Regions from separate parts of the Mus musculus genome. Here region 2 is linked to region 1. Evidence: chromatin loops called from intact Hi-C (ENCODE). Cell type or tissue: heart. All regions are shown on one strand.

The links. A loop is a pair of places that touch in the nucleus more often than their neighbours do. Peaks named below come from ENCODE experiments on the same cell type or tissue, not always from the same donor. Only the 100,000 strongest peaks of a DNase experiment are listed, where the experiment ranks them.
Region 2: it touches region 1 in a loop (2.3-fold over the local background); 1 of 42 quality-filtered maps calls a loop at or near these places.

Annotation. Positions count from the first base shown.
Region 1 is chr7:28,980,584-28,983,083 of GRCm38, reverse strand. It overlaps Eif3k (eukaryotic translation initiation factor 3, subunit K), which reads left to right and starts at 1,196. Exons shown (of 8, transcript NM_028659.3): 1 at 1,196-1,410. The coding sequence starts at 1,352. It overlaps Map4k1 (mitogen-activated protein kinase kinase kinase kinase 1), which reads right to left and starts at 230. Exons shown (of 32, transcript NM_008279.2): 1 at 30-230. The coding sequence starts at 128. In heart, a CTCF peak has its summit at 1,093; DNase peaks (open chromatin) are centred at 283 and 1,083; H3K4me3 peaks cover 2,239 bases; H3K27ac peaks cover 1,951 bases.
Region 2 is chr7:28,435,205-28,437,704 of GRCm38, reverse strand. It overlaps Samd4b (sterile alpha motif domain containing 4B), which reads left to right and starts at 1,514. Exons shown (of 13, transcript NM_175021.3): 1 at 1,514-1,567. It also overlaps a transcript of Gmfg not described here. In heart, CTCF peaks have their summits at 551, 849 and 1,048 (motif pointing left); DNase peaks (open chromatin) are centred at 564, 1,234 and 1,864; H3K4me3 peaks cover 2,500 bases; H3K27ac peaks cover 2,076 bases.

The DNA of each region.
Region 1 (2,500 bases):
TGGTGGAGGAGACAGAAGGGCTTTCTCACCTTGAATACTTCTCCATAAGTTCCACCACCCAGTCGTTGCAGTAGATCATAGTGTTCTCGAGGGTCCTTATTAAAAATGTCGGGGTCCACAAGGGCCATTCCTGGAGGCCGGGGCTGGGCCAGTGCCCAGGGGGCCAACAGGGCCTCAGGGTTCAAGCTTTGGTATTACCTTCTGTCTCCACACAAGTCCTGGGCCCGCCTTGACTCTGTGGGCTGTGGCCTTCCCCCTCCCCACTCTCGCTTCCTGCCCCAGCTGCAGGGCTGTGCAGAGGGCTGCACAGAGGGCTCCACCCCCGTCCCCTGGGTTCTGAGAGTTTGATCGCCTTGGGACCCATGGGACTCCCCTTTACCCACTGAAGGACACTATGTAAATAAGATGCAAAAGTTCTTAAATGCAACCTGGGGCTGACCTAGCACCCTCTCCCCAACACTCTATTTTGGGAGGAGTCATAGGTTACGGTTGAACCTCTGCTGGGTTCTTGAAGATCTGGAATCAAGCCAGAGGTTGCAGGTCTGCACAAAGCTGGCTAGGTTTCACAGAAGACCTGTTTACTCGTGACACATGCATGTGACTTAAGTGACAGCTGAGCTCAGGGCACCTGCCCGCATGGCACATGTCTGTGCAACGCTTCAAACGTGTAGGGAATCTGTGGCAGACGTGGAACACTTGTTAGTAGCCCCTACGCAGAGCCGATGGAGACTACAGGTGTCTTTTGCCTTCCCGGCCTCCTAACAGCACTGTAGCAGTACGGAACCGAGTGGGGACCAGCGAGGAAGTGAAGATACATACAAGATGCTGTCTCAGGCACCCAAGTCGGAGACAAGAAGGGCTTCAGAGAGCATCTCCCACCCGACTAAACTCAAAGAAAAGGAAACAGCAACCCTTCACGGGGCTAAACGCTTAAGGCTACGCATGCGTAGAGAAAATAAAGTCTCCTTTCCCCGTACAACTCCAGCGCACGCGCGTCAGAAGCTTAAGTACTAAGTTTGCGCGGCCCGGGAAAAGCTTAGCCCGCCTCCTGGCGCCTGCGTAGTAAGGCAGACTAAACCTTTTCTCACGCTATTGGTCTCTTTTAAGTGAGCTCATTGCGCATGCGCAAGTTACAACTGCTGGAAGGAAATCACGTGGTAGACAAAAAAAAAAAAAAAAAAAAACAACCGGCGCTGGTGCTGAAAGCGCCTTTCCCTTTGCCTTCCTTGTAGGAGCTGGAGGGAGGGTGTGACGCAGGTTCCGCTTCCTACACCTCTCTTCCGGTCCTCTAGTGCTAAGCACCGTGCCTGGTGTTCGACTCCAGCTGAGGCTGCCGAAGGCAACAGTGATCATGGCGATGTTTGAGCAGATGAGAGCGAACGTGGGCAAGTTGCTCAAGGGTATCGACAGGTCTGAATTCCGCTGAAGGGCGCTCTCTGGCCAAGCGGGGTGGAGAAGACGGGGAGCCAGCCAGGGGTGGCCAGGGCTCCACGCTCCTCCAGAGATGGAGTTTCTCCAAGTTTCTCTCCGTCCCTCAACTTTACCTTTTCTGCTGCCACAGACTCCCGGTGTCTTTTAGTCTCTTCCTTCTCTGTCCTTGTGGACCATCCTACATAGTGTTTTCTGATGTCTATTTGGCCAGTGGGGACCGGAGGTGATGGAAACGGGAACCGGTCCTGCGTTCCTGGACTTAGGTTCCCATTCCATCCTGGCGACAACCCCATTCAGCAGATAGTGACAATAAGGAGCGATCAGGGCCTGGTCAGGTCAAGCCACGTATTGAGATAGGCAGGAGAGGATGGAACTGGGTCAGAACGGGATCGAAGAGAAGGTGTTCAGGAAAACATACGGGCTGCAGAGACTGACTGAGGTTGGAGGCATCCTAGACATGACCAGGGGCTCAAGTAGGGCTAGCTAGAGGCCCATGTTAGGAAAAACATTTACTGGATGTTGTACAGTTAATTGATCAGCTATCTGGGTAGTTCCAGTGGGTGGGACTAACTTATTTATTTTAAGATCGAATGAATGTAATAAAGCTTCCTACAGATTTATTTAAAAAGAAAATAGCAAAGTGAGGAATATCCCATGGCCAGAATAAAAGCTGTAGGAAGAAGAGAGTGATTTCAGGTTAACAAATTACAGTGGTCCCTAAGGACTAGCCTCTGTTCTTCTCTTTGTTTACTCATGTCTGTCTGTGTAGTTATCTCCCTATCTTCCCCCCCCCTTTTTTTGTTTGTTTGTTTGTTTGTTTTTTGAGACAGGGTTTCTCTGTGTAGCCCTGGCTGTCCTGGAACTCACTCTGTAGACTAGGCTGGTCTCGAACTCAGAAATCCGCCTGCCTCTGCCTCCCAAGTGCTGGGACTAAAGGCGTGCGCCACCACTGCTCGGCTCCCTTTTTCCTTTTGAGACAGGTTTTCACTATTAATTGCAGACTAGCTTCAAACTTGCAATCCTCCTGTCCTGCCTCAGCCTCCTAGGTGCTGGGATGAAAGGCATGTAA
Region 2 (2,500 bases), 550 kb after region 1:
GTTGGTCTAGTACTCATTTCTTTTCTCAACTCATGTGCCCTCATTTCTCAGAATTCCGTCTGAGCCTTGTCTCCATTCACCCCTCATACCCTCCTTGGGATTGGTCACAAACTCCCACAACCTCAATTACCATCTCTAATGATCCTTAAATCCTGGTCTCCAGCCTCAATTTGTGCCCGAGGTGGGGCAATGGTCTTGACCTCAGTGTTGGCTGTCCCACATTGAGCTTCTCCTCTGGGACCCAATCTCCCAGAGGGCTTTGTCCTGGACTTTTCTCTTCCGCCCTGTGGCCAGCCAGTGGCAAAAGGCTAGTTCAATGGGCCACCTGAGTGTCCCGCCTACTTCGCACCTCCTCCCTCCCCAAGGTCCCTTCCAGATGCAACCCCGCCCCAACTCCCCAGGTAGCTCCCTGGGTTCTCTCTTCTGTGTCTCATTCCTTCTCACCCCACTTCCCTATGTAAGCTAGAGGCGTCCCTTCCAAACTCCCAAGTCCCCAAGACCTTACTGGCCCCGTCACTCTAGTCGCTGTGCCTTTAGCACAAGTGCATACTCCCTCCAGTGGCCAAACATCTAGCCGCAGCTCATTTCCTACCACTCCCTGTCGTAAATTCGACACTCCACCCTGACTGTATTTCTTGGAGTTCTCGGAACAAGCCACGTTGCTGTCACCCTTCTGGAGAGCCGGCCCCTTTCCAGTCAGTTCACCCCAGCGCAGGACAGTTTGTGGATGGACTAAGATCACGACAAGAGTGATGGAAGCAATCTCCATTTATTGACAGCCTCTTATGTGTGGGGTCTTATCTCTTTCCACCCTTAAAGGGTCGACCTCGCTCATCTTGAGGTGTCACTTGAGGCGCGGCCGATCGATACCAGGAGCCAGGAGGCAGCATTGTCATCCCAAAGGGCGATGGTACTACCGGACACAAACCCTGGGCGGGGTGTGACCGAGGGGCGGAGAGGAGGGGGTCCTTGAACGCCAGAATGAGGAATTGTGACTGGGTTCGCCGCTACTGAGTTAGACCGGCGCGAGACTGCCCCCTGCGGGTCCGTAGGTCCAATCGCGGGCTTCGCCAGACCGTTGCCCGGGGCAACGCGGCGCGCGCCCCTCCTCTTCCCGGCCCTCTGCTCTCCGCCCGGGGCCTGTCCGTCTGTCCGTCACCTTCTCGTCAGACCAATCGTAGTGAGGAGGGGGCGGGCCTCTCAGGCCTCCTTCCAGCCCTGTCGCTCCCCTCCAGGCCAAGACCCCGCCTTTCTTGCCGCACACCTCCCACCCTTCGGTCTGCCCTCGCCGCCAGTTGGCTGGGCTCACCGTCTGTCAATAGGGTGTGAGCTAATGCTGGCGCACAGTGGCCCTCCGGGGCGGGGCCAGGGGCGGTGACGCACGGCGCGGTGACGCAGCGCGACGGCGGCGGCGGCGGCGGCGGCGGTGGTCGGTGCGGGAGGAGGGAGGGGAGCTCTCGGGCCAGAGAGGGGGCGACGGCGGCGGCGGCGGCGGCGGCAGCGGCGCGGGTGGCGGCGGCTGCCCGAGGAGGTGCGGGTGGCGGCGGCGGCGGCGGAGGCCGAGGCGGTGAGTCTCGGGCAAGGCCGGGCCGGCGGGCGCGGGGCGGCGGCGGTCGAGGCGCGCGGCGCTCCCCTCAGGGCGACCCAGGCCGCGCGGCCGGCCCCGCCCCCTCAGGGACCCCGCGCCGCGGGCTGCGGCGGGCGGCTGACTCGGGCCTCGGGAGGCCGGAGGATCCTGGAGGACCCCTTAGGGTTCCGCACTCAGCCCGTTTCTCCCTACCCGGGCCCCTTCCTCAGTTTCCCTCCCAAACCGTCACGCCCTGGGGCTAGCCGAGGGGCCGGGCCCGGGGACTTCTGTCCTGACTCGGCACACATCTGCCTGGTCCTCCCGCACGACTCCAGCGGCCTCCCCGGAGACCACCCTCAGCTTTCAACTGCCTCCTCTGGGGACGCTCCCTGTGGATCCCCGCCCTTTGGTCCTTGGTTCTCTCCTCACATCTTCCTCCTGAATCGCAACACATTCCTTGGTGGCTACTCGTCATCTGTCTTCACAGCACAGATATTCCAGGCATCTCCCCCAGGAAGAACCTTAAAGCCCCTAAACCGCCCCCAGATACTCTCTGCATCTAACCCCCCCCCCATCTGCATCACATATTCAAGTCATCTCTCCTTCAGACTTCTTCAAATACCCCCAAGAATTTACCCTTCTACCTCTCCCCATTCCAAAAGTCTTAGAGATTTTCACTCTTATCCCCAAATTCTTCAGGATGTCCCTGGTGAACACTACATCATCCTTAAAGAGCTTGCATATCCCAGAACAGTCGTCCTCAGATACTCAGGAAGTGCTCTTAGATGCCAAAACTCACCTAGAGGACCCTCTCCTCTCCTCTCTTTGCTTCCACCTCCTATATACGCCCTGTCCTCTTCTCATATTTCTTAGACCCTTCTATAGATTTCCAAACTCATGTTACACAAATATTCCCCAGCTTGGAATGCTCTA